Regions from separate parts of the Homo sapiens genome. Here region 2 is linked to region 1. Evidence: read pairs that join two places in POLR2A ChIA-PET (ENCODE). Cell type or tissue: A673. All regions are shown on one strand. Each heading gives the region's core, and the rest is flanking DNA. Links, peaks and the distances in the headings are about the cores only. Region 1 overlaps PSMD4 (proteasome 26S subunit ubiquitin receptor, non-ATPase 4). Region 2 overlaps PI4KB (phosphatidylinositol 4-kinase beta).

Evidence for each region. ChIA-PET counts read pairs that join two places held together with the same protein. Peaks named below come from ENCODE experiments on the same cell type or tissue, not always from the same donor. Only the 100,000 strongest peaks of a DNase experiment are listed, where the experiment ranks them.
Region 2: POLR2A ChIA-PET joins it to region 1 with 35 read pairs; 17 of 35 experiments call an interaction of 5 or more read pairs at or near these places.

What each region holds. Positions count from the first base shown.
Region 1 is chr1:151,255,909-151,265,613 of GRCh38, reverse strand. PSMD4 (proteasome 26S subunit ubiquitin receptor, non-ATPase 4) reads right to left here. Exons shown (of 10, transcript NM_002810.4): 2 at 3,313-3,453; 3 at 1,586-1,700; 4 at 696-782; 5 at 380-448; 6 at 5-220. Among named protein-coding and RNA genes, the nearest start is that of PSMD4, 6.0 kb to the right of the region's middle. RefSeq lists an enhancer at 1-81 and a silencer at 1-81. In A673, for the core only: no CTCF peak of the experiment used is centred there; no DNase peak of the experiment used is centred there; H3K4me3 peaks cover 274 bases.
Region 2 is chr1:151,305,673-151,315,729 of GRCh38, reverse strand. It overlaps PI4KB (phosphatidylinositol 4-kinase beta), which reads left to right. Exons shown (of 12, transcript NM_001369623.2): 2 at 1-157; 3 at 5,475-5,519; 4 at 7,929-8,156; 5 at 9,367-9,594. Among named protein-coding and RNA genes, the nearest start is that of PI4KB, 17 kb to the left of the region's middle. RefSeq lists an enhancer at 3,883-4,177. In A673, for the core only: no CTCF peak of the experiment used is centred there; a DNase peak (open chromatin) is centred at 3,979; H3K27ac peaks cover 958 bases.

The sequences.
Region 1 (9,705 bases), core at 1,706-9,705:
TCACCAAGGCCAGCTCAGGATCAGCACTGGGATCTACTCCAAATTCAAAGTCACTGGCACCAAGACCCAGCATGGCACCACCTTCACCAGCCAAAATCGGAGAACTGATGAGAGCATCAGCCAAACTGGGCCCAGGAGGCACTGTCACCAGATGAGAACCGGTTCCATCTTTGCCATTCAACGTGTTTACAAAGGCTGTCAGCTTTTCTGTGTTCACCTCCTGGGGAGGAAAGAACACATGATGCCCTTCTTCAGGCCTTGCTCCCTGTTCTTTCCCATTTCTGCACTACTCTGCCACAGTACCCGCACTCCTCAGGGTTAAGGACCATTCTGTTTATGACCAAATTAAGTCAATGCCCTCCAATCAGTCCCTACTCACCTCTTCCCCAAAATTGATAATGTCAACATTTACTTTCTCCTTCTTGAGGCGTTTAGCCAGTTTCACCAGCTGGGAAGAAGGGGAGAAAAATCAAGAAATCTGTTCCATACTCGAGGGGGGGAAAGGACCCGCCGCATAAAAGCATACAGAAATCTATTGACCTCCCCAAGGTCCTCCAACAGAATCACTGAATTCTCCACATTCACCTTTCCCCAAAGTGATGAGCCTGATGCCTCTGCCAGGTTCTCCTGAGGGCTGGAAGACCTCAGTCCCAAACATGGGCTCCCCACATTCCCCAGCTGCCACTTGGACTCACATCCTTCTCATTGTCCTCCACTGGGCTTCCCACAAAGGCAATGATGCGCATCTTGTGATTCTTGCCTTGTCGGTGCTTCAGAGCCAGCTTGTAAAGGGAGAGGAAGTTCTCAGAGTTAACCAGAGGAATCACTCAGCTCTTTCCTCTGTCACTCGGTTCCCTTTTTCTTACAGTTTCTTTGTACCTGAAGTACACCATCTACCATCACGTTCACACAAGATTTAACACCCCCACCTCCTCCCTTTTTGCTATGACTCTCTGTGCATAAAGAAGGGAGGTTAATTCTCTTTCTCTCTTTTTTTTTTTTTGAGATGGAGTCTCGCTCTGTCGCCCAGTCTGGAGTGCAGTGGCGTGATCTCAGTTCACTGCAACCTCCACCTCCCGGGTTCCAGCGATTATCCTGCCTCAGCCTTCCTAGTACTGGCTAATTTTTATATTTTCAGTAGAGATGGGGTTTCACCACGTTGGCCAGATTGGTCTCGAACTCGTGACGTCAGGTGATCTGCCCGTGTTAGCCTCCCAAAGTGCTGGGATTACAGGTGTGAGCCACCGCGCCCGGCCTTTTTTTTTTTTTTTTTAGAGAAACAGGGTCTCCCTATGTGCCCAGGCTGGTCTTGAACTGCTAGCCTTCAGCAATCCTCCTCCCCTGGCCTCCCAAAGTGATGGGATTACAGGCATGAACTACCACGCCCAGCCTTAATTCTCAATTCTAGGGATTTTTCCCTTCACAACCCTCAACTACCCTGGGATTCATCCCCCATATCCTTTCTACTCCAAGTTAGCTTTCTCTTGCTCTGGTCCTAGCTCAGGATTCCAGGGGAGAAATGAGTATGATGGAGGCAGGACCTCAGAGCAGGGAGGAAAGGTCCAGGGAACCCAGTAGGACTCACATGGGCCACGCGGATGCCCGTGCAGAAGGTGATCTTGCCCTTGGGTTGGACAGTATGTAGCTTGGACAGGATACGGCCAGTGTCTGGGGTGAGTGTGGTCAGCACTTCACAGTCACTGGGATGTAGGAAAAGCATTTCAGTGAATTCAGGTCAGCACAAGTACCTCTAAACTGTGTCTAACTTTTATTTATTTATTTTTTAGACGGAGTCTCACTCTGTCACCCAGGCTGGAGTGCGTGGCGTGATCTCGGGTCACTGCAAGCTCCGCCTCCCGGGTTCACGCCATTCTCCTGCCTCAGACTCCCAAGTAGCTGGGACTACGGGCACCCACTACCACGCCTGGCTAATTTTTTGTATTTTTTTTAGTAGAGACGGGGTTTCACTGTGTTAGCCAGGATGGTCTCGATCTCCTGACCTCGTAATCCGCCCACCTTGGCCTTCCAAAGTGCTGGGATTACAGGCGTGAGCCACCGCACCTGGCCTGTGTCTGACTTTTCTTTAAAGACCTGGATAATAACCATTATTTCTATTCTAATTGTAATCTCTATTCTTCTTTTTTATTTTTTGAGACAGAGTCTCGCTCTGTCACCCAGGCTGGCGTGCAGTGGCGAATCTCAGCTCACTGCAACCTCCGCCTCCCGGGTTCAAGTAATTCTCGTGCATCAGCCTCCTGAGTAGCTGGGATTACAGATCTACACCACCACGCCCGGCTAATTTTTGTATTTTTAGTAGAGACGGGGTTTTGCCATGTTGGTCAGGCTGGTCTCGAAATCCTGACCTCAAGTGATCCGTCTGCCTTGGCCTCCCAGAATGCAGGGATTACAGGCGTGAGCCACTGTGCTTGGCCTCTATTCTTCTCAATCAAACATCTAGTATTTAATGGAAACCAAGCACAGAAATAATTAAGTGGCTGGCTTTGTAAGAAAGCTGCCCTCTACTTCCAAATATTTTCCCCTAACTCCTTTTAAAGGCTCACAGGGCCCTGAGAATCCACCAAAATAACGATGCTAATTTGTATCTCTCCTGTCCTCTCCACCTCCAGACCCATTCTCCTAGCTAACAGTATGTACACTGGAGTGGGAGGCTACTCATTTAAGAATTATCAGTTCCTAAAACAAAACACTTTCAGGGTAAAAGGATGAGTGATATATGCCCAGGGGCTCTGATCCAAAAATTACTTTTTTCTTTTTTTTTGAAATGGAGTCTCATTCTGTCGCCCAAGCTGGTGTGCAGTGGTGTGATCTTGGCTCACTGCAACCTCCGCCTCCCGAGTTCAAGCGATTCTCCTGCCTCAGCCTCCTGAGTAGCTGGTATTACAGGTAGCCACCACCATGCCTGGCTAATTTTTGTATTTTTAGTAGAGACAGGGTTTTGTCCTGTTGCCCAGGCTGGTCTCAAACTCTTGGGATTACAGACATGAGCCACTGTGCCCAGCCCAAAATCACTTTTCACTGACTTTAAAATATATTATGAAATTTCACCCCCTACCCTAGCCCTGCCCAACAAACAATAAAAAGAAACAGAAATTTCACCCCAGGAGATTTAGCTTCCGTACTACATTAAATACAGGTTAATACAAAAAACAAGTTGCTATTGACATTTACACTAAATAGTGCAGAAGGCAGTCTAGGAAGGTGATGGGCAAAAGCAGCTTCATGGAATCTAAAGAAGAGTAGCATGTAACAACCACCCACCTACTGAGTCCCCTCCTCCTCTGTCCCCCATACTTAGCCAGTGTGATAAGGCCCACGTTGTTCTCAGGGTTGCTGCGGGTCTTTGAATGACAAACTATGTTGACAGCATCCTGCTGGGCCTGCAGCCTGGTGGGTAAGAAGTCTCCATTCCGCATATACTCACTGTTGTCCACACTGTCAGATTAGGGTTGAAGGACAAGAGAGAAGAAATGTAGAAGTTTTCCAAAACCTTCTCTCCAGTTCCAGAGGCCCCCTATAGCAGCAGTCTTCATAGCATCACCTGTAGCTTTTTTTCTTTTTTAAATATACAGATGATCAAGCCTTAGCCCACATTTATTGACTCAGAATAACCAATGAGGAATTTTTTTTTTTTTTTTTTTGAGATAGGGTCTTGCTCTGTCACTCAGGCTGGAGTAGAGTGGTGCACTAATGGCTCACTGCAGCTTCCACCTCCTGGGCTCAAGTGATCCTCTCACCTCAGCCTCCCAAGTAGCTGGGACTATAGGTGCAAGCCACCACGCAGCTACCTTTTAAATTTTTTTTGTAGAGACAGGGATCTAGCTATGTTGCCCAAGCTGGTCTTGAACTTCTGAGCTCAAGAGATCCTCCTGCCTCCACCTCCCCAAGTGCTGGGATAACAGGTGTGAGCCACCTGGTGCCCAGCCGAAAAAATTTTTAAATCCTTACAAAATGATTCTGATGAGCACCAAAGGTGGTGATCTACTGATGAACCACAGCAATTTCTTACAAGCTGCACTTAAGTGCTACTAAGCTTTGTCATGGATAAATACTCTAAGTCTGCCATTAAATGGCAGTAATCCAAATATAGGAAATGAAGAAGGTAACTTAAAAATATCTATAGCTGGGCGCGGTGGCTCATGTCTGTAATCCCAGCACTTTGGGAGGCCGAGGCAGGTGGATCACCTGAGGTCAGGAGTTCAAGACCAGCCTGACCAACATGGAGAAACCCTGTCTCTACTAAAAGTAGAAAATTAGCTGGGCGTGGTGGCACATGCCTGTAATCCCAGCTACTCGGGAGGCTGAGGCAGAAGAATCGCCTGAACCCAGGAGACGGAGGTTGTGGTGATCACACCATTGTACTCCAGCCTGGGCAACAAGAGCAAAACTTCGTCTCAAAAAAAAAAAAAAAAAAAGAAAAAGAAAAAAAAAATCTATAAAATAGGCTGGGCACAGTGACTTATGCCTCCCAAGTGCATCCCAGCACTTTGGGAGGTGGAGGCGGGTGTATCACCTGAAGTCAGGAGTTAGAGACCAGTGTTGGCTAACATTGTGAAACCCCGTCTCTACTAAAAATACAATAATTAGCCAGGTATGGTGGCGCACACTTGTAGTCCTAGCTACTCAGGAGGTTGAGGCAGGAGAATTGCTTGAACCCGGGAGGCCGAGGTTGCAGTGAGTCAAGATCACGCCACTGCACTCCAGCCTGGGTGACAGAGTGAGACTCCATCAAAAAAAAAAAAAAAAATCTATAAAATAGGGCCAGGCATGGTGGCTCACAACTGTAATCCCAGCACTTTGGGGGGCCGAGGTGGGCAGATCTCTTGAGCTCAGGAGTTTGAGACCAGCCTGGCAAACATGGTGAAACCCTATCTCTACTAAAAAATATAAAAGTTAGCCGGGCGTGGTGGCAGGCACCTGTAATCCCAGCTATTCGGGTGGCTGAGGCAGGAGAATCACCTGAACCTGAGAGGTGGAGGCTGCATTGAGCCAAGATCGTGCCACTGCCTCAAAAAAAAGAGGTCTATAAAATAACACACACTTGGCAGCACTGAGTGCAGAAAAGTACAATGCAATCATCTCATTAAATGCTTAACAGCTTTGACAGCTGAACTGAACGGTAAAAATGAGGTTTTGTGGATCTGAAGTCTCACCTCTTAGATCCCTGCAACTTTTCATGATCTAAAAGTATCCAGCTAATGTGAAATATAATCTCGAGTTTCCCAAAGACCAGAAGAAGGCAGGTAAGTGATGCAGTTATATAAGCTCCTGTAAGGATCAATTCTTGATGACCTCTGAGGTCCCTGAGAGCTCTAATAGTTAAGGTTCTACCTGTGCTAATGGACGGAAGCAGTGCCTTAGATGAGATACCTCATTTCTTTCTTTTTTTTTTTTTTGAGACAGAGTTTCGCTCTTGTTGCCCAGGCTGGAGTGCAATGGCTCGATCTCGGCTCACCGCAACCTCCGCCTACCAGGTTCAAGCAATTCTCCTCCCTCAGCCTCCTAAGTAGCTGGGATAACAGGCATGCAACCACCATACCCGGCTAATTTTGTATTTTTAGTAGAGACGGGGTTCCTCCATGTTGGTCAGGTTGGTCTCAAACTCCCAACCTCAGGTGATCCACCCACCTCAATCTACCAAAGTGCTGGGATTACAGGCATGAGCCACCACACTTGGCCCTCATTTCTTCTTTTTAGAATTTTATCTATTTTTTAGGCTGGGCATGGTGGCTCACGTCTGTAATCCCAGCACTTTGGGAGGCCGAGAAGGGAGAATCGCTTGAGCCCAGGAGTTGGAGAACAGCCTGGGCAACACAGGAAGACCCAGTCTCTACCAAAAAAAACCACATTTTTTATTTATTTTTTATTTTATAGAGATGGAGTCTCACTTTGTTGCCCAGGCTAGTCACAAACTCCTAGACTCATGTAGTCCTCCTGCCTTGGCCTCTCAAAGTGCTGGGATTACAGGTGTGAGCCACGGCACCTAGCCAAGACATCTCATTTCTATTGGCAAGCAAAATGTGAGCCTGGGGCAATTTTTTTTTCTTTAGTATGCTTTGTTTGGCAATAAACCAAAAATGGTAAAGAGAAGTAATTAAGAAGGTACTGGAAAACAAGTATTAACAGAAAAGGGAATATATAGGTTAAGTACACTTAATCAGAAACTCTTGAGATCCGAAATGCCCCAAATCAGAAAGTTTTTGAGTTTTGAGTGCTGACATGATGTTCAAAGGAAATTATCACTGGAGCACTTCAGACTTCCAGATTAGGGATACTCCGCTGGTTAAGTATAATGTACATATTCTAAAATCTGACAAAAATCCAAAATCTGAAACACTTATGGTCCTAGCCATTTCAGATAGGGAATACTCAACCTGTCTAGGGTAGTATTCAGGCACAGGTTCAAGCGCAGGCACAGGTTCAAGCGCAGTCACAGCTCACTGTAGCCTCAACCTCCCAGGCTCAATAGATCTTCCCACTTCAGCTTCCCGGGTAGCTGGGACCACAGGCGTGCACCACCATGCCAGCTAATTTTTGTATTTTTAGTAGAGACGGGGTTTCACTATGTTGGCCAGGTTGGTCTTGAGCTCCTGACCTCTGATGATCCGCCCACCTCAACCTCTCAAAGTGCTGGGATTACAGGTGTAAGCCACCGCACCTGGCCATTTCACATATTTTTTTGAGACAGGATCTTGCTCTGTCACCCAGGCTGGAGGCCAGTGGTGAAATCATAGCTCACTGTAACCTCAAACTCCTGGGCTTAACCCCTTCTCCTGCCTCAGCCTCCTAAGTAGCTGGGATTACCGCCAAAACCTTTATTTTAAAAGAGAATACAGGCTGGGTGTGATGGTTCATGCCTGTAATCCCAGCACTTAGGGAGTCCAAGGAGGGAGGCTCTCTTGAGCCCAAGAGTTCGAGACCAGCCTAATCAATATGACAAAACCCCATCTCTACAAAAAATACAAAAAATAGCTGGGCATGGTGGTAAGTGCCTGTAGTCCCAGCTATTCAGGAGGCTGAGGCAGGAGGATCACTTGAGCCCCGGAGGTCGAGGCTGCAGTGAGCCAAGATCACACTACTGCACTCCAGCCTGGGTGACAGAATGAGACCCTGTCTCCCCCAAAAAAAAAAAAAAAAAAAAAAACACTCGAAAAGGGTAATACAATGGCACATGTGCAAGGCAGTCACATCAACAGCAGGTTCCCCATGATGCACTACATGGGGCCAAGAACTATGTGCATACTGCCACAAAAAGAATAAAATACCTTGGCTGGGTGTTGTGGCTCATGCCTGTAATCTCAGCACTTTGGGAGGCTGAGGCTGGTGGATCACCTGAGGTCAAGTGTTCGAGACCAGCCTGACCAATATGATGAAACCTCATCTCTACTAAAAATACAGAAAAAAATTACCCGGGCATGGTGGCACGCACCTGTAATCCCAGCTACTCGGGAGGCTGAGACAGGAGAATCATTTGAACCCGGGAGGTGGAGGTTGCAGTGAGCCGAGATGGCGCCACTGCACTCCAGCCTGGGCAACAAAAGCGAGACTCCATCTCAAAAAAACAAACAAATAGACAAACAAACCTAGGAATACAACTAACCAGGGAGATGAAAGAGCTCTACAATGAGAATTACAAAATACCGCTCAAATAAATCAAAGAAGATATAAACAAGTGGAAAAACATCTCATGCTCATGAATAGGAAGAATCAATATCATTAAAATGGCCATACTGCCGAGCATGGTGGCTCACACCTGTAATTCCAGCACTTTGGGAGGCTGAGGTGGGCAGATCACTTGAGGCCAGGAGTTCAAGACCAGCCTGGCCACATGGCCAAACCCCATCTTTACTAAAAATACAAAAAAAAAAAAAAAAAAAAAAGAAAGCCAGGTATGGTGGCGGGTGCCTGGAATCCCAGCTACTCAGAAGGCTGAGGCACAATAATCACTTGAACCTGAGAGGCGGAGGTTGCAATGAGCCGAGATCACACCACTGCACTCCAGCCTGGGAGACAGAGCAAGACTCTGTCTCATAAATTAATTAATTAATTAATTAAAATTGGCCATTCTTCCCACAGCAATTTACAGATTCAATGCTACTCCTATCAAACTACCAAAAACATTCTTCAAAGAACTAGAAAAAACTATTTGAAAATTCATATGGAACCAACAAAGAGCCAGAAAAGCCAAGGCAATCCTAAGCTAAAAGAACAAAGCTGGAGGCAACTTTACCCAACTTCAAACTATTACTTAGGGCTACAATAACCAAAACCGCATGGCACTGGTACAAAAACAGGCACAGAGACCAATGGGACAGAATAGAGAGTCTAGAAATAAAGCCGCACACCTATGACCATCTATTCTTTGACAAAGCTGACAAAACAAGCAGTGAGGAAAAAGAGTCCCTATTCAATAACTGGGGATACTGGCTAGGCTAGCCATATGCAGAAGATTGAAGCTGGACTCCTTTCTTATACCATACACAAAAATTAACTGAAGATGGATTAAAGACAAGGTAAAACCCAAAACTATAAAAATCCTGGAAGACCGGCCGGGCACAGTGGCTCACGCCTATAATGCCAGCACTTTGGGAGGCTGAGGCGGGCGGATCACCTGAGGGTGGGAGTTCGAGACCAGCCTGACCAACATGGAGAAACCTGGTCTCTACTAAAAACACAAAATTAGCTGGGCGTGGTGGCGCATGCCTGTAATCCCAGCTACTAAGGAGGCTGAGGCAGGAGAATCGCTTGAACACGGGAGGCGGAGGTTGCGGTGAGCCGAAGGTTGCGGGGAGCTGAGATTGTGTCATTGCACTCCAGCCTGGGCAATAAGAGCGAAAAAAAAAAAAAGTGGGCAAAGGAGCCGGGCACAGTGGCTCAACGCCTGTAATCCCTGCACTTTGGGAGGCTGAGGCGGGTGGATCACCTGAGCTCAGCAGTTTGAGACTAGCCTGGCCAACATGATGAAACCCCGTCTCTACCAAAAATACAAAAAAGCTGGGCGTGGTGGCGGGCACCTGTAATCCCAGTTACTCAGGAGGCTGAGGCAGGAGAATCACTTGAACCAGGGAGGCGGAGGTTGCAGTGAGCTGAGATGGCGCCACTGTACTCCAACCTGGGCAACAAGAGCAAAACTCCTTCTCAAAGAGAAAAAAAAAAAAAAAAGTGGGCAAAGGACATGAACAGACATCAGACACTTTATTTTTATTTATTTATTTATTTATTTATTTATTTTATTATTATTTTTTTTTTTTTGAGAGGGAGTCTCACTCTGTCGCCCAGGCTAGAGTGCAGTGGCGCCATCTCGGCTCACTGCAACCTCCACCTCCGGGGTTCAAACGATTCTCCCACCTCAGCCTCTGGAGTAGCTGGGACTACAGGCGTCCACCACCACGCCTGGCTAATTTTTGTATTTTTAGTAGAGATGGGGTTTCACCATGTTGGCCAGGCTGGTCAGTAACTCCTGACCTCAGGTGATACACCCACTTCAGCCTTCCAAAGTGCTGGGATTACAGGCCTGAGCCACGCCCCAGCCAGACACTTTTCAAAAGACGATATACATACAGCCAACAAGCCTATTAAAAAAACCTCAATATCACTGATCATTAGAGAAATGCAAATAAATCAAAACCACAACGAGATACCACCTAACACCAGTCAGAATGGCTATTACTAAAAACTAAAAAAATA
Region 2 (10,057 bases), core at 617-8,616, 51 kb before region 1:
GAGGGAGCTGCCCTCCTTGAGCCCGGCCCCTGACACAGGGCTGTCTCCCTCCAAAAGGACTCACCAGCGCTCTAAGTCAGATGCCACTGCCAGCATAAGTCTCAGCAGCAACCTGAAACGAACAGCCAGCAACCCTAAAGTGGAGAATGAGGATGAGGTAAAATTCTGGGGAGGGCCAGAGACAAAAGGTGGTAGAGGGCTGCATGGAGACAGGATGCCTCCTATATACACACAGGGTTACGCTGTTCTTTCTGTCCTCCCTGTTTCATTTCACTGATAAAAGCATGGAATGTTAGAATGGAAAGGCCTTAGAATTCATGTATTTTGCCTGCCTTAGTTTACAAAGGAAGAACTCAGACCCAGAGAGATAAAGTGAGTTGCCTCAGGTCATATAGGTCATGGCAAGGCTGACGCTCCTGACTGTGTCCCAAATCATTTTTATTAAACTGCACTGGCCAGGCGCGGTGGCTCACGCTTGTAATCCCAGCACTTTGGGAGGCTGAGGCAGGCAGATCACGAGGTCAGGAGTTTGAGACCAGCCTGGCCAACATGGCAAAATCCCATCTCTACTAAAAATACAAAAATTAGCCAGGCGTGGTGGTGGGCGCGTGTAATCCCAGCTACTTGGGAGGCTGAGACAGGAGAATCACTTGAACCTGGGAGGCAGAGGTTGCAGTGACCAGAGATCGCGCCACTGCACTCCAGCTTGGGCGACAGAGTGAGACTCCGTCTCTAAATAAATAAATAAATAAATAAACTGCCATTCCATTAACATCTACTATGTTAATGAGAACTGTGGCAGAAGCCCTCCACACCCTGACCTGAGACTTGAGATAGCTACCAGAGCCTCTCAGAGCAGCATCTGTGGGAAAGGAAAAGGTACTATTGTCTTTCTGTGTGCTGGGGTAGGGGAGATGTTAGAACATCGGCTTCATTCTCCTGGCCACTCCTCCTCATAATCTAATCCCTTTTCACTACCCTCTGAAGATCCTACCTTTTGTTGACATAAGTGTAAGGTTTATTTCTTATCACTGAGGCATCTGGAGAATGCCTTCATTGCCTGCCTTTCCTTAGGGGGAAGAGTGCCTTGCTGGTATCTTTCCCATACCATTTGGGAGAAGCACAAAGGGAAGAGAAAGCACTCTTAGTATAGAGTAAATATAGTGCCTAGTCAAGGACCTGGAGGCTGGGAAGAAGAGGAAGCTACAGCAGCAGTTGGAGGTATAACTTAGGATATAGAGCAGGGAAGAGGTGGCCACATGAATAGGTTATACCCACTCTTCACTCCACATCTGGACAGATAGCAGGGAAAGCTGCCCAGTGGACTACCAAGTGTCAGTGACCTGGTGTCCCAGCCAGACAATGGTGCTCCAGTCCTCCCCTCTGACTCACCATTGGCCAGGCTCCCATCCTGGCTTCCAACCCAGCCTAGAAAAGAGGGAGAAAAAAAGGAGGAATTTGCACTTTTTGAAAAATGCGGATAGCTATGGTCTTGGCATCTGCCTCTGTGGGGCATATAACCCACCCACGTTTTTGATACAATGGGACTTCTTTCAAATAGAGGGAAGTCAGAGTGACTAGAGAAAAGGAAGAGGGAGGGAGACTATAGAGCCTGCTCTCTGGAAATTTGGAATTTTGTTAGGATAGTTTAATAATGGTAAAGCTAAAAGTGCTAACATTTATTCAGCACTTATGTGCCAGGCATCTTGCCAAGTACTTTACATTTAATCCTCACAACCATGCTGAGAGACAGGTATTATTTTGCCAGCAAGGAAACTGAGGCTTAGAAAGATTAGATGTTTTGCCCAAGGTCCCTCAACTAGTGAATGTCAGACCAGGACTCAAATCTCCAGCTGGTGCTCATAATCATTCAGCTGAACTACCTTGGTTATTTCTCAATATCTACTTCCCAAGGTCCCCAGCTGTCAGAAGCCATGTGGGGAAGAACGGCCCAGGCTATGGCCATCTGAGCTTCCACATCCATGCACAGGCAAAGCCAAAACTGTTGTCAGAACTAGAATGAACCGTTTTCATATCTGGTTGAGCTTGGCAGCAGAGCCCTGGGTCATGAAGAGAAGTTGCTGCAGAACAAGAAGAGTCATCCAGATTCTAGTGGAACATGAAGGGTTGGATAGCTGTCTCATCTTGGAGTCAAACCTGTAGCAGAGGGTGAGCAGCTGGAAGTGAATTCCTTGGTGCCTCTTGTCAGGCTTGGCTTTTCTCTTTATCCATTTTGTAGTGCTCATCTTAGGACCAGAAAAGCTGAGGCCTCAGGGCTTTTCTTACTCTGCTGATCCTTGGTCCCTCTTTCCTTACATCTAACTCCCACTCCAGGATAAGATTATGGATGGCACTGAGAGGCAGGTATTAGGTGAATACTTACATCATTTAGGGTGGGTTCTGTAGCTGCCGTTCTTCCAACCTGACTCCTTATCTTGGGTCACTAGATCCAGGAGAGGAAGGAGATACTATGTTCCCAGGCACTCCTGCGTTATCTGATACTGACAGAATGAAATACCTGAATTCATTATGGCTCCACAGAAAATGGGAGAGCAAGAAAGAGACAGAAACATGAATATCACTAGGTTTCTAAGCATTAGAGTCGTCAGCACAGGGGTCTCTCCCAGCCCTTTTCCTTCCATCCGTCCTTCCTTCCTTCCTTCCTTCCTTCCTTCCGCCCACCCGTCTGTCTGTCCGTCCGCCCTTTTTCTTGCAACAGGGTCTTGCTCTGTTGCCCAGGCTGGCGTGCAGTGGCACAGTCATAGCTCACTGTAGCCTTTAACTCCTGGGCTCAAGCAATCCTCCCATCTTAGCCTCCCAAGTACCTGGGGCTACAGCTATGTACCACCACACCTGGCTAATTTTTAAAAAATTTTTTTGTAAAGATGAGGTCGTGCTCTATTGCCCAAGCTAGTCTCAAACTCCTGGCTTCAAGTCATCCTCTCGCCTCAGCCTCCCAAGTCACTGGGATTACAGGCATGAGTGACTAGACCCAGCCCCTTTGGCATTTTGAGGATGCGTCTGTCAAGGCTTTTGTCCCCTAAATACCAAAGGAATTGGTTTTCCTTTTACTCATCCTTCTTCCCTTTCATGTAACATTCATTCACTCAACATGTAGTTATTGACTTTGTACAATGTCCAAAGCCGTGAGCTGTGCTGTGGAGGACGGGGGATAAAATGTTATCCTTCCCTCTAGGAACATGTGAAGTAATAATGAAAACCCCAGTATCTATGGAACTGTTTAGTTTGTGACTCTCTTGAAAAAGTTGTTTTCTGCCATAAGCAGGAAGTATACAGCTTACTAAAATGAGGCACATAATTATCTAAGACCTAAGCAGAGATACTCTAGGAGAATCTCTAGGTAGACCCTAACACTCTGCTCCCAGTCTCTTGCTTTTCTTTTAGGTTCTGAGTTTAATACTATGCTCCTACCACCAGTAGAGGGGCTCCCAAGGATGAGGTCGGGCCTCAAAGAAGAGGCTCAGGGGCAGCATGTACAGTTCTCTTCCTGCCCATGGTCTCCCTGCAGAGTTGTTCTCTGCTCAGCTCTCACAGTGTTCTCTTTCTTACTATGAGGAATCCTTTACACTCTCTCCCACAGTCAGAAGGCTTTGTGCTGATTTTTCACATTTTCCACCACTGCTCCTCAAAGCCTGCCGCTTCAAAGCCATTTTATCAGCCTAGTCGGGGAACTCTGCCCAGGCAGTTTGTCCTCCCATTTGTAACCAAATGGCAAATATTTTGGTATAGAATGGGGGAGCTAAAAGGAGAGAGTGATTTAGGTATCACACCCTCCCCGATATGATGACACTGTTAGTAGATTAGCTTTGTCTTTTCAGGACTGCAACCTTTGTACAGAGAAATCTGCCGCATGTCACACTGGAAGCCCCAGTAGGCCTTCTAGCTTGATATGGTGTGATGTCAGCTTCTTGCTTCATCTTTACTCCCCGGAGCTGACTCAGTGTGAGTGACTCAAGCCCAGGGAGTAGGAGAGGAGCAGGTCATGATATACCTCCCTTCCCCCAGGGCTGTCAATGAGTCAGACAGGACCTGTCTGTGACAGAATCAGCTGGAGCGTTGCTCAGGGAGCCAATATCTTGCCTGCTGTTCCTTCTCCAACCAGCTCATAGGTAGAAATAGAACCACTAATTCATAATAGACTCTGACATCCTCACTGCCTTAATTCTCCCACCACCTTCTACCCAAAATGGAAGAGTTGTTGCCTTAGGGGCATGTTTCCAAATGTGGCTTCTCCCTCAAAGTGCTCCAGTCCCCAGATTCTTCAAGGAAGGACCTGACTATAGGACCTCCAGCTAGAATAGAACTGAAACCATGGAATTGAGTTCAAGTGGATGCTTGAATCTACTCAGCAGATTTCAGAGTAGAAACTCACCACTGCCCTCCTGCCCTGGGAGCTCTTAGGACTTTGTCTTTTAAGTCTAACCTCCCCCACCCCGACCTCAACGTCCCCCACAACCTAGATTTGTGCACACGTGCTGCTCTGTTCCCTGCCCTGGTAGACCATGTTGGACAGAACCCAGGATGAGCCCTGTGCATGAGTGTTGCCTCAGAGCTGCTGAGTGAGAGTTTGACACCATCTCTTTCCCCTGTTTTTGCACACGGACACATATGACACAGCAATGGGGTGATGTTTAGATAAATCCTCTGGGCTGGGACTAGGACAGCTGCTATCCAGCTAGTCAGCTTTCTAGATGGATATAGCTAACTCCCCAACTTATATCAAAAATTGTAGTATATTGATTGTCATGTGGATAGCCTGATAGGAAGCCTAAGGAGGTTTGGTAGATAGGAGATTGATTTATCCTTCACTCCCATCAGCATCCAGCCCAGAGATTTTGGGCTTATTGGTCTAGGATGCTCTTTGTCACAGAGGTTCAAGGTTGGGATTCAGCTTCCCAGGGTGATAATGAGGCTAATTAGAGAAGAGGTATACCTGCCACTGAAAGTTTAGCTTTTCTTCCTCCCTGAGGTTTCCAAAAAGCTGGAGGAACATGGGGTTTCCAGTATGGGAGCCATGCAGCTTATTAAGTTCAGTCCTGTGGTGGTCCCCATGGAGAAGGATTTGGTTGAGAGCATGTGAGTGGGTAAAAAAAAAGAGCAGGGAAGCTTGGCAGTGCAGTTACTGCCCTAGGGACCCAGCTTTAGAGCTTTGGCCTAGAAGGAAGATCCATTCAGTTGAGAATAGAAGTGAATAAAGTGAAAAGCAGAGGCTGCTTTGTCTCTTCAGTCCTTCTGACCTTAAAGTCTGAGCTGCCCTTCCAGCATCTCCTACAAGTGGTCAAGCATCTGGGCAAGTAGCATTTCTGAGTTGACTTTCTTTTATTAAAGCAGAAAGGTAGAACTTCACTAGAGAAGCAGTTACGATCCAAGTTGGAGCTAAATTCTTTACCTTTGTCTCTCTCCCCTCCCTTCCCACCCCCTCCTTCTCCCTTTGCCCTCTGGCCCTTTCCCAGGAGCTCTCCTCCAGCACCGAGAGTATTGATAATTCATTCAGTTCCGTAAGTGGGGCCAGGCTGGGACGGGGTGGCAGGCTCCCCCAGTGGCCGCATTTCCTCTCCGTCCCCAGGTCTTCTGAGCCCCCAGGCCAAGGCTGGAGTTAAAATGCCCCTTTTCTTACTGGGAGATCAGCTCCTCCCTCCCAGACCTCCCAGATCTGCTGGAGTTCCCCTGACCTTTGCGGTGGAAATCCTGAGCCCAGGCTGAGATGAGCTCAGCTGATCCTTCTCTCAGAGACAGCTGGAGTACAGTGCTGCTCAGCCCCCAGCTCCTGAGTGTCTGGAGCAAACAGCTGGGAGAGAGGTAGAATTCACTCCTGGATTAGAGCCAAAAACTGCCTGGCAGAAACCCCCAGGATCCTGTTTCTCCCACCCAGAACCCTTTCCCCATGGCTTCTGCCGTCAGATTATCAAATATTTATTCATAATCTTCTAAATGCTAGGCCCTGTGCTGGTGAGCTGACTCCAAAAACAAATAGGACTTGGCCTGAAGGAAAGTTTTGCCTCTCCACAACTGGTTTTCTTTTTTAACTTCAACCACATTTTTTCCAGGTCTGAGTTCTTCCCTTTTCCCAGCTCACTGCCCAGGATGTTCCTTAATCCCCTCTCCTTTCTTGTTCCCTCTGGACTAACCCCTGACCCTTTGGTCCCACAGGGTCTTGGACCTTGTTGCTGGGCAAAGACGTGAGAGGAAATGCAGGACCTCTGGGAGTTTGGCTGATTTTTTTTATATTTTCTATTTGATTTGTCTATCAAATCAGTTTTCTCTGTTCTGTGCTAATCCCCTTTCAGTCATGATTCCTATCTCCTCTCATGTGGCAGAGCCTCTCTCTTGAGGCCTGGGGTCACATTTCTAACATGCTCACGTAACTTAGGGGCCCCTAACCCAAATGCTGATTTGAGAATGGGAAGGAATTCTGCCTTTTCTAATCTGAGATGATTATGAATTGGGTGGGGTAGAGGGTCCTTGGGACAGAGATCAGTTGCCATCTGAGTGGATTCAGATGAAGGAAGAAGTGAGTCTTCAAATTTCCTCTTATTTTCTTTCTCTATTAGACCCCCAGGATATTTCCAGGGACCTTAGAAACCCAATTCCATTGTTTTCCTTTTCTTTATCTCTTTTCAACAATGTCACTTAAAGCATTCCTGAAGGATTCAGACACCCTCTTTCAGTCCCTATGTGGCACTCTGAACCATCTCCCAAGAGGCAGAGGCTGGAATGAGCTTTTCCTTTGAATCCTGGCACTGTTGCACATGTAGAGGTAGGCCTGATACTCCCCAGTTTTCAAAAGAAGCTCTTTTAGAGTTCGAGGGAGCAAGGATAGAAATTCTCTCAATCCAGAAACTAAGCAAGACACACGGAAAGGGAGAGAAAGGCTTGGTGAGTCAAATGCTGTTTCTACAAAGGAGGGGAGATGGGATGGGGAGTTGGGTGGCTGTCTTGATAAAATGCCCCTTACGGTAGAAGGGCTTAGACTGGGAAGAGAGCCTTTCTTCGTGTCTAGCTGAGTCCCTCTTTTTCCCCACCTGCACCTTAATTCCAAGACCAACTTTGCTCTTTCTGAGGATGACTGAATTGCCCAGCACAAGGAGCCAAACTCACAGCAGGGAATTAATATGAGGAACCTAGTCACTGAGAGGTAGGGGAAGAGGACCCAAAGAGGAGTCACTAAAAGAGACAGGCCTTCAGGGCCATCATCAAGGGCTAAAAGGAGCTGTTGCTTTCTCCATCTACCTACCTCCTTCCATCTGCTTTTTCTTTCTCCTTGATTAATGCAAAGTCTGCTCATCGGCTCATCCTCTTTCCATCCCCTGCATGTGCATTGACGCCTGGTAAGAGATTGTGGGACGGACAGGGGGATACCATGGAAATCAACAGAAGTAATTTGAATGACGAGCATCTTCCCTCTTTGAAAGTGGAAATGATGTGGGGCTCCCTTCTCTAGCCTTGCGGGACTTGACGGAGCCCCTCGGCAGAGATCTAGCCCAAGGATCCAGATGGGGAGAAGGACAACCCTGTTCTTGAAAAGGGTGAAACAATTCAGGTGTAAGCAGCTCTTCTCTCTGTGGCCCTGGCTAACCTATCCAGATGTCCCCCTGCTCACTCTGAAGCCTTGGTACAGTCCTTAAGGAACCCAAGTCCAGGAGAAGAGGAGTGCATCCCAGTTACCTGGACTCATGGCCTCCCTTACCCTCAAGGGATAGCCTATAGGGAAGGAATGTGCTGGCTATTCTCAATTCAAGTTGTGAAGGGTGGGTGGAAGCTCCTACTAAGACTAAAAAGCAGCTGCTTTCCTGGAGTTCTCCAGATAGTGGGGTCCCCGGCCTGCATGGCCAGGAGTGACTGAGTGGGTGTGCCATTGTATTCTATGGTTTCTTCACCATCTTTTGTCTTACCCCAAACCCCTGTAGCCTGTTCGACTGGCTCCTGAGAGAGAATTCATCAAGTCCCTGATGGCGATCGGCAAGCGGCTGGCCACGCTCCCCACCAAAGAGCAGAAAACACAGAGGCTGATCTCAGAGCTCTCCCTGCTCAACCATAAGCTCCCTGCCCGAGTCTGGCTGCCCACTGCTGGCTTTGACCACCACGTGGTCCGTGTACCCCACACACAGGCTGTTGTCCTCAACTCCAAGGACAAGGTAGATGGGTTCTGGCCCAAACCCCTACCCTGGACGTGACTCTTCACCCATGGTTGTTCAGAGTTTGCGTGTATGACCAGTGAGGCCCTCACCAACATCCTAGACTCCCTTCATAGTTCATGATGCATATGTCAACCATGACTCTGTCTCAGTGCGATTGTGATTTTGAGAGCCCCCCTGTATCCCTTTTTGGGCTTTGTTTTTCTGGACCAAAGAAACCTAATCTTTTTAGCTTCCTTCTTGCTGTATCTTAGGAGAATTGCTCTTCACCCCACCTTATGGTCATTTTGGTAGCTTTTCTCCAGCCTTTCTATAACTCTTGGGCTTTCCAGATACAGCAACCATAAGGATAGAGAAATATTTTGTTTCTAAGACCTTTTCTGATCAGAATGAGCCGACAAAAGGAGAGAAGGATGCCCAATTCACACTGGAGAGAATTAGCTGAATTTGTGTGCTGACTGGAATGAGTATTCATGGTTCAGATTCTTCTTTTTTTTTTGAGATGGAGTCTCACTCTATTGCGGAGGCTGGAGTGCAGTGGCACAATCTTGGCTTACTGCAACCTCCGCAACCCAGGTTCAAGCGATTCTCCTGCCTTAGCCTCCTGAGTAGCTGGGATTACAGGCGCCTGCCACCACACCCGGCTAATTTTTGTAGTTTTAGTAGCGACGGGGTTTCGCCATCTTGGCCAGGCTGGTCTTGAACTCCTGACCTCATGATCCACCCGCCTCGGCCCCCCAAAGTGCTAGGATTACAGGCGTGAGCCACCGCGCCCGGCCCATATTCTTCTTTCAAAGGAAATACTGAAGTTTGGGACACTCCTTGGGACAGTGCCCAGCTTTGTCCCAGTCTTTTTGTCCACTGTAGCTCCCTGGGCCCTGTCTTCAGGACGAGCCCACAGAGGCATCTAGGCCTCCCTTACAGCCTGTAATTGATAGTCTAGAGTGGTTTGGCCCAAGCACATCATCTGTACATTTTGGAGCTCAGTTGAAATATTTTGAAGACTTAAGGATTCTGTCACACAAATTCTTTACATAGGTGATCATAGGACAAGTATCTGCCCTAAATATAGTGTTCATAGTTTCAGAGGACTATTGGATGAAGGCTGGAGCTAGGAGAAAGGACAGCAGGAAGAACCTTGCTAACAGAGTTGAGATTTGGGGGTTAGTGGTGGAAGTAAGTTGCAAATACTGTCTCACTCTTCCCCCAGGCTCCCTACCTGATTTATGTGGAAGTCCTTGAATGTGAAAACTTTGACACCACCAGTGTCCCTGCCCGGATCCCCGAGAACCGAATTCGGAGTACGAGGTCCGTAGAAAACTTGCCCGAATGTGGTATTACCCATGAGCAGCGAGCTGGCAGCTTCAGCACTGTGCCCAACTATGACAACGATGATGAGGCCTGGTCGGTGGATGACATAGGCGAGCTGCAAGTGGAGGTGAGAGGGCTTCAGGGAGGTAATGCTGGGTCACAGGAGCTTTCTCCAGGAGCTTTCACTATATTGGAAACAAGACAGCATATCCCAAGGCAGGGTAAGGCAAGTATCCTAATGAGTGGTGTAGGTAGTGAGGGGTAATATGGGGAAAGCTCTGAACAACTCTAGCCTGGAATAGATTCAGGTGGAGTTCATTTTCCAGGTGAAGGATTCAGATTTAAATGTAAAGAGGAGCTTCTAGGCCAAGGGGAGTGAGGGAAATTTAATGAAAATATTTATTGAACACCTACATAAAGTTGTCATAGAATAGCAGAGGATGAGAAGTCATACATTAATTCATTCAAGAAATTTTTATTGAGGGCCTTCTATGTGCCAGACCTGAGTGCTGTATGCTAGTGAACAAGACTTGGCCCCTGCCTACAAGGGATTTATGACCTAACTGGAAAGAGAACAAGGCCAGTAAGCA